Regions from separate parts of the Homo sapiens genome. Here region 2 is linked to region 1. Evidence: chromatin loops called from intact Hi-C (ENCODE). Cell type or tissue: heart left ventricle. All regions are shown on one strand. Links, peaks and the distances in the headings refer to the core of each region. The heading gives the core; the rest is flanking DNA.

The links. Hi-C counts contacts between places; a loop is a spot of excess contacts. Peaks named below come from ENCODE experiments on the same cell type or tissue, not always from the same donor. Only the 100,000 strongest peaks of a DNase experiment are listed, where the experiment ranks them.
Region 2: a loop joins it to region 1, with 2.0 times the contacts of the local background. A loop is called at or near these places in 2 of 110 quality-filtered maps.

The regions. Positions count from the first base shown.
Region 1 is chr2:30,582,915-30,587,310 of GRCh38, reverse strand. All of the region lies in intron 5 of LCLAT1 (lysocardiolipin acyltransferase 1), which reads right to left. Among named protein-coding and RNA genes, the nearest start is that of LCLAT1, 140 kb to the right of the region's middle. In heart left ventricle, for the core only: no CTCF peak of the experiment used is centred there; no DNase peak of the experiment used is centred there; H3K27ac peaks cover 2,380 bases.
Region 2 is chr2:30,406,695-30,411,090 of GRCh38, reverse strand. No RefSeq gene overlaps it. Among named protein-coding and RNA genes, the nearest start is that of LCLAT1, 38 kb to the left of the region's middle. RefSeq lists an enhancer at 1-907. In heart left ventricle, for the core only: a CTCF peak has its summit at 1,787; a DNase peak (open chromatin) is centred at 2,960; H3K27ac peaks cover 3,684 bases.

The DNA.
Region 1 (4,396 bases), core at 104-4,103:
AATAACCACAAATTGCCTAGAAGTTCTATTAAAAAAGAGAACAGAAGATTCTTGAAATCTCAGAAAATTATCAAATATTAGAATTAAAAGAGATCTCAGAAGTCTTCTACTTCTGTCCTTTTCACTAGTTCTCCCTAAGCTGGTCTCAAGGCAGAGAATGTTTCTAGAGGAAGGGGGTGTCCATTAGGATCAAGTGTTAGTGACAGAGCAAGAAAGGACAAGGTCTGGGATTTACCACAAGGTGGTCACTTGAGAGTGTTCAGGTTTAGCGGAATCTAAGAGGTAGAAGACTGATCACAAAAAGTTTTGAAGTTATTAGGGAATAAGGGTGTGATGACAGTTCATCAACAGCTCTTCCAAGAAGTTTATATCTGAAGCAAAGAAAGATGTAGTGTAGAAGCTTGGAGTAGGGGTGCATGGTGAGGGGGTTATAAAAAGTGTCCGTGTAGTTGCATGGTTTTTTTTAAGTCTTTTTTTCCTTTTTAAAGACTAAAGACATTTGAACAATATTAAATGCTGACAATAAGGAAGGATTGGTAAGTTAGAGCTTAAAGATAAGAGACACAGGGACAAGATGTTGAGGATGGGCAGAGGAGGCTTGAAATTGCTACTGCAGAGAATGGAATGGTTGACTAGGGAAACAGAAAAATGGTCAGCCAGCATTGAAGTCAGCAACCGTACTGTGTTGAAGAGTGTCTCCCAATTTAATGTTTACTGGAACCCCAGAATGTGACTTTACATCTGCAAAGAACCTATTTCTAAATAATTAGTTAAGTCACAATGATGTTATAGTGGATTATGGTGAGTATCATGAGTGGTATCCTTAAAAGAAGTGGGAAGTCACAGGGCAGAAGGCCATACAAAGATGGAGGCCATATAAAGACTGGAGTCATGCTGCCATAAATCAAGGAATGCCTAAGACTGATGGCAACCAAGAAGAGGCAAGGAAGGACTCTTCCCCAAAGCCTTCAGAGGGAGCGTGGCTCTGCCAATACCTTGATTTCAGGTTTCTAGCTTACAGACTGTGAGAGAATAAATTCCTACTGGGTTTTTTTTTTTTTTTTTTTTTGAGACGGAGTCTTGCTCTGTCACCCAGGCTGGAGTGCAGTGGCGCGATCTCGGCTTCGCAAGCTCCGCCTCCCGGGTTGACGCCATTCCCCTGCCTCAGCCTCTGGAGTAGCTGGGACTACAGGTGCCCACCATCACGTCTGGCTAATTTTTTTGTATTTTTTTAGTAGAGATGGGGTTTCACGTGTTAGCCAGGATGGTCTCGATCTCCGGACCTCGTGATCTGCCTGCCTCAGCTTCCCAAATTACAGGCGTGAGCCACCACGCCCGGCCATTCCTACTGTTTTAAGCAACCTAGTTTATGATAATTTGTTACAGCAGCCCTAGAAAATTAATACAGCAACCAAGAGTTTATTTGGCAGTAATCTGCATGGTTTAGGGGATTTTCTCCAGCAGAGCTAAATGCTAGTACAGGTATAGAGAAGGCAAGCAGCAGGCAAGACCCAGGAATGCACTTCTGCTGACTGTGTGCCACCCAAGAGCAACAGGGATAAGGTGTTCAAATACTAGCAAGAGTTTGGTTTAAACAATGGACCACAGAGTATAACCGATAAGAGAGAAAAGCATGAACACAGAAGGATGATTATGGATAGGGAAAAAGCATAAGGGTATTAAGGGAAGAGAGATCTTAATGAGAGTAAAAACAGCCTAGAGAGTGAGATGTTGCAATTTAACGTTTAACAGGTGGAGCAATTCCTGAAGACAAGATCCAAACTATGAAGTAGTGTGAATAATGAGGAGATCATGGAACTGGCATGAGTTATCATGCAGACGGTGAACTTACCTAAGAATGTGGCTAGACTAGAGAGGGAATGGAAGACTGAGCCAGGTGCTAAGTCTCCCCTCTCCAGTGAAATGAAGGCTGAGGCAGAGGATGTAGTGAAGGGTTGACTGATTTCTGAGAGAGGTAAAAGTTGCTATATTTAGATGACAAAAGGCTCAAAAAAATGTTTTTTGACTCGGTATTTTTTTTTACCGAGGATGGATAAATCAGAGGTAAATTAAGAACATTATATGGTAGTGAGATATGAGAAAATGAACAGCGCTTGAGAGGGAAACAAGGAAGAGGCATGGAGTCAGGAGACAGCTATGTTTTAATGAAGGCAATAAGGCAGATAGCATGGTCAACACAGAGGTAGTTTGAAAAATGAGCCCATCATCGTGATGATCAAGATTATTTCTCATTTACCCCATAGAGACTGTAACTTGGCTACAACATCACTCTGATATATAAAACCTTACCTCTACTCATGTCCTTTAGGTAAGCCTAGAGGGTTTTTTTTTTTTTTTTTTTTTGAAATATAGTAATATTGGTTCCTTATCAGGGCAGCAAGTGGTTCTTCCACTGGCAAACTTTTCCGATCACCCAAATCACCGGCACAAAGGAACATTGTTGGAAAGATCACTGATGCTTTATGATGTGCTTGAGACATCACTGAAGAACATAAAACTTTTATATTAGTCTAGAATATAGCCAGTTTTTATGGATTCTAATTATTACAGAGGCCTGATGGCCCTGAAGAAGATAAAAGTTGGACTAACTGCCATCATAGAACATTTTTTGCTAAGCTGCATCAGTATCTACAACCAAGTTTTGCTACTTAGAAAGCACTGTCTAATTATACACAGACAATAAACTAGAAAGAATTACAGCAAGAAATCCAGAGAACCTTCCAGGATATTGTCAGAGTGTGGCCATACACCATCAAGCTCTATACCATACAAAGCAGTGATATTCTTTAACCCTCTTTAAGACTGTGACATCTGTACCTACCATACACATTATATCTTGAATGAATTCATTAAAGTCAACAAGAAGCCTTCCTTATTATTAAAGCCATTCTAAATGTGATTCAGCCAGCCAGAACAGTTAAGAACAACTGCAACAACAACAAAGCTATTTTTGGCTAGATGCATTGAGTGCGGGTAAAAAAAGGAAGCAAGAACAGGGTAGTCAACAGGCTAACAGGGTAGAGAAGAGAGGTTCACGCATGTAACTACAACACTGAGGAATCTTAATAGACATACAGTTAAACTGCTACACGGATTCAGAAAAAGAAAAGACCAGTTTGGCTGACGGGATCCAAGAAGATGGCCACAAATAGAAATAAAAACAAACACTGCATGTTCTCACTCATAGGTGGGAGTTGAACAATGAGAACACATGGACACAGGGAGGGGAACAACACACACCAGGGCCTGCTGAGAGGTGGGGGGCGAGGGGAGGGAAGTTAGAGGAAGGGTCAACAGGTGCGGCAAACCACTTTGGCACACGTATCCCTAAGTAACAAACCTGCACGTTCTGCATATGTATCCTGGAACTTAAAAGGAAAGAAAAGAGCCCTTCCCTTATCTTCTTGTTTATTTCAAACATTCCCACCTAATTCAACATGAAAAAAACCAAACCAAAGCAAATTTAAAATCCTGAGTGGCTACACAAACACCACATATAATATACATACCAATAATTAGAAGCCTGAAAAATCCAATGGGTAGAAATTTAACAGTATTGGTAAAGACTGCCACAGAAATGATGGCAGCTCACTCGTCAAGATTCATTTTCTTCTTTTCTCTCCATTTGCTATCACTTAATATAATACACTGGCCAAATTCGGACAATTTCAGCAGATGGACCTGGAAGCTAAGGGTTTTATCTTTTCCAACCACCCTTCCCCAAGGTGAGAGTATGATGTTTCAGCATTATCTTGCCAGACAGAAACTGCATTGGGGGTTGTGGTGGGAAATCTGTTTACAAGTGGATGGACTAAAATACTGAAACAGAAAAAAAAATCAAGTATGTGCTTTTTAGGCCTTGGGTAAGGACAATGGCAGCCAGAGGACAACACTGCTATTGTGGTGATGTAGAACACTATTTTTGGATGGCACTTTAATGAAACAACGAAACCCATGATCTTAAAGTTTACAGAAATGAAATTTGACTTGTAATTGCTACCTATCTCTATTCCCAAGATAGCAAAAGAGGCAATAGATGCATCTGAGAAACTTCTGGTTTAGCTCCTCAAATTGCAAATTAAGATCTAAATACTGAGTTTTATTTTAACAGTAAGCCATACTATCATCCTTTTGATTAATACCCAATAGCTAGTTATATGTGTTGGCTAATTTAGCTTATCTTAAACTTGTGTGCCAACACTTTAAATAAAAACACTTTAAATAAAGAGCTAATTAGAGTATAAAATAAAATGAACTGGTTTATAGTGCAGAAAAATGGTCAGCAGAATACAAAGATCTGAATTATTAAAAGTTCTGAAGTCATAAAAGAGGATGACCTTTATAAAAGAATAGCAATCTGCTTCAATTTATGTAA
Region 2 (4,396 bases), core at 192-4,191, 180 kb after region 1:
GTGCCAGATTATTCTGGAATGCTGTCAATATCCTGTGTCTCTGAGACTCTACTGTTGCCCTTATGTCCAAAGCCCCATGATTAACTCAGGTACCAGTGAGGAGGAAAAAGCAGAAATGTGAACTCTCATAGTCACCTACTGCAGGCCAAGGTCTCTGTCTAGGAACTGCTATGTGTGAGTCAATTTCCTGATGATGCAGTTTTTTTCTGCTCCATACCATGCTGAGTGGAATGTCTTGTTTATCAGCCCTCCAGGACCCCCACACCTGGTACTGTGGCATCATGACGATTGTCATAGTCTATGGGAAGGTGACTTCAATCTGCTGTGTGTATAATACTGTGTGACTCCCAGTTGTCAGCCACTCAGTCATTAAGCAGAAGAAAGAATGGGAAGGCACAGAGATCAGAGGGAGAAGGACAAAGAGATACAAGGAGAGTGACAGGAAAGAAGAAAAAATGACTGAGAAACTCCTAATGCAAAGTGGGTAATGGGTTTTGAAAATAACAGGGTGAGCCAAAGAGAAAGGGACAAATGATTTAGCAGAGAGACTGGAACATATACTGGTACCTCCACCTACTGTACCCCAAGCCTTGTGTTGAACCTGGACAAACAGTCTGGCCCTTCCAGGGACTCCCAAGCACAACGAAACACAGAGCTTCAAAGGAAAGAAGAGCAGGAAGTTGGTGGGTTTCAGGTGCTTGGAAAAGAAGTAGGCTGACATCTGACTCATCCTATTCAACTGCAAGCACCCAACACACACAGAAGCTTTCAGATGAGATCATCTGGTCGTGACTTGCAAAAGACTCTGATTTGGTGGCATATGGGGCTAGGCACTTTATCAACATTTTTCTTCCAGCACAGCAAAAGGTGGGTAGAATTGCAGCTCTTTTATAATAATAAATAATGTTATGGAAAGGAAAAATGAAGTATAGAGAAGGGACAGACCTTAAAAAGGATGCTCAATAATAAGAAAAACAAACACACACACACACACACACACACACACACACACAGACAAACAGACATTGTTCTCCTTGATCCATTGAGAGGTAATATGGTAGGACAGAAAACACATGGGCTTAAACATCAGAAAGACGTAGGCCTAAGCCTGCTTTTGCCACTTACTGACCTTTAGCAGTTGGTTTAACCTCTTTGATCCTCAGTTCTTTCATCTGTACAATGGGAAAATAATACCTACTATTCAGGGTTGTTGTGACGGCTGATGATGAGATGTGCATTTGGTTAGGAGATCAGTAACTGTCAGCCAGGATTATTCTACTATCTGTTAGCTTCAAGCAGCAGTGTGAGGACTAACTTCTCCAGGCAGCTCCTCCATCTCCCCAGTTATTGTTGTTTTATGGTACTTTGGAAAGGAGTTTCAAGTTCATTTGGTTCAAGTCGTTCCTTTTGTGGTCCAGAAAGGTGGGTGGCTGATTCGACATCACAGTTGGGATGTAGATTAGTGGCAAAGCTGGGTTGGTGCACCTGGCTTCCCAGACAATACTGCTTCCTCCTTACCTGTCTGCTTCTGCTAAAATGATGACTGGACCATCTTTGTAATAAGTCTTCAGAAGAAAAAATATTGGTAAAAATAAATGAACCAGATGCCTCCCCTTTCATTACTTTGCGATCCCTTTACTCACCTGGGTTGTTGTGCAAAGCGGATAAGCTCTCCACCTTGTGGGTGCTAACACAGGGATCAGGGAGATTTCTTATCAATGTGCTGGCAGCCCCATCAAAACTTCACATGAGCTTTTTTTGCTTTCCTGGTGGAGGCAGTAGCAGTGACTTGCTGCTATGGGATGCTCTGTCCACTAGCCTTGGCTTATGGGAATCCATCCAATGACTGTGCAGGAAGTCATCTATCTAATCCCCTTTGCCAGTAAGAATGTTTAAAACTGGCCAGAACCTCAGGGACAGTTCAGCTATTAATGGAAAGTAAATCAAATCTGAGGCCCTTAAAGACCCATGTAGTATAAACTGCATTTCCATAGACCTTGAAGCACATCTAGAAAGCCTTGTGGAAAGAAAGAGGGCCTTAGTTTCATCCTAGGCTGTGACTGCTTATGTTAGTTAGGGTCAGGCCAGATAGTTGATTCATCTTTTATAGAGCCAAGAACTCTCCAGAGGTAGAAAACAGGAGGGCAGTGTATTTAAGATGAAAGGAGAAGGAAGAATCCAGCCTAGGAAGAAAGGCAGCCTGGGACCACATCCTGACCCCAATCTTGTCTCAGGGCCGGGTTCAACCTCAGGTCTTCCTTTTCCTTCAGTTGGTTGAGAGAGGAGAGAAGACCAGAAATGGGTGAAAAAGAAGGGAAGCCTTTCATCTGTCCCTTGCAAAAAGGGACTCTCTTACCATGTCCAGTTAAGACTCTCCTTCTAGAAAATGGGCATGGAGGTGCTGATTGGAGCAGAATCCATTTCTCAGATACCAGCTCACCATCAGCATCTGGGTGGAGGGAGGCGTTCATGCTGGCCAGATGTTTGTAAGGCTGTGATAGTGAAGCCAAGAACCCCTGCAGTCAGCCAATGTTCTACCCAGTCTAGGATGAGGCTGCTTTGCCCTCAGCCTGGGGAGTGCCTGGGAAAAGGCAGGTCAGATCAGAGTGGGGATGTGAGGGGACCCTTTCTAAGCCAAAGGCCCACTTCAGTTCCAGGCAAAGAGGGTCTCCCTTTCTTCTCCCCCAACAATTCCTCAGATGATTACTTCCACACCCAATTTCCTTCATGCTCACATAAGGAGCCAGGCTCAGGGTCTGCAGTTTGGGAGGAAAGCTGCCTGCTCACCCCTCCTGTTTATCCTACACACACACACACACACACACACACACACACACACACACACGCCTGCAAGATTTCCACTCTTCACTGACTGTATCAGCCCAGCCTCATCTCCTTCCACGGCAGGGCCCTTGGAACCCAGCGCTGAGCTGGTGCTACTCTAAAAATAACTGTGTCCGATGTGATGAATGGGAAGGCATTTGCTCTCCTTTTCCTGCCTCGCGTCGGGGCCTGAATCATGTTGGGAAATGACATTCTGTTAACACAAGCACTTTTGCTTCCTCCTGTGCTCTCTCACCATCCGGTGGGGGCCCTGGCCGGGACTGGCTTTCAATTTTTAAAGCCCCCTGGGGGTCCATCCAATACCCCCATCCCCTGACATTAAGGAAAGTTTTAAACAAAGAGAAATGGAGAGAAGCATCCTGTGCTTCCCTGGGGGCATGCTAAGGACTTGAGGAGGCACAGGTGGCACAGATACGACCCCACCCCTACTTCACTAGGAAAAGCTGAGCTGACTGGACATCCAGACCAGGAATGTCTCTCGAGGCCAGGAACCAGCCTCAGCTCTGCACTGGGCTCTGGGCAGCCACTTGATGAATGACTGCAGAGTGGGAAATGGGAGGGACCCAGCCAGATAACGACTCCCTGCTTCCATCTGAGAGCGGCTCTGATACCATCTGGAATCAGACTTGTGGGGGAGTGGGCCTCAGCATTTTGGGCAACATATTTTGAGGCTTCTCCTTCCAGAGAAGCAGCTGGGCTTCTCTTGACTTTGTTCTAAGTTCTGTGAAGCCAAGCATCAAACCAACTTACCTTCCCATACCCCTACGTCCCAGTCATCGTGCCTGGCTCAGAAGAAGATCTTAATAGGTGCTTTTTGGTTCGAACAGAAATAAGTAGCATCTAGAGAGTCTAGGAGGGAGAACTAGAGTCACTCAGCTTTTTAAAGAACAAAGGATGGAGTCTCTGGAATCTAGAGATTTAGTCAAGGCCCTCATGCTGGGCCTGGGGAAAGATCATTTCTTTTTTTTTTTTTTATTTTTTTATTTTTATTTTTTTTAGAGACAGGGTCTCACCATGTTGCCCAGGCTAGTTTCAAGCTCCTGGGCTCAAGCGATCCTCCTGCAACGAACTCTCAAAGTGCTGGAATTACAGGTGTGACCCACCATATCTGGCTGTAAGATCATTTCTTAAAGCCCTTCCTCCAGCCTTGACTCTATCCCAACTCACAGGCCACTTGGGAACCCATGACTCTCTTCTCTGGAGCAAGGATTTGGCAGCTTATCACCCTCAGACAGAAACCAGCTCCTCCTGTGAAGCCTTACTTCTCATCCCTAAGACTCATTTCTGGGTTTTGTCTTGGATTTGTATGGGATCTTGGTTTAATGGAACCTGTTTTAAACATCCTTTTGGGCCCCCTATTGATCCTCTTAACCTTTAACCTATTCTCAAAGTGACAAAAACTTTTGGCTTAAGCAGTAAACCCATAATAAATCAGAACTCTAGGGAATCCATGTTTCACAGTTTCAAGAGAGTTCCATTGTTGGACTGGGGCAGAATATAACCAGCACCCATGCATGATCATCACTCCCATCTGTGTGTCTTCAAATGTGTA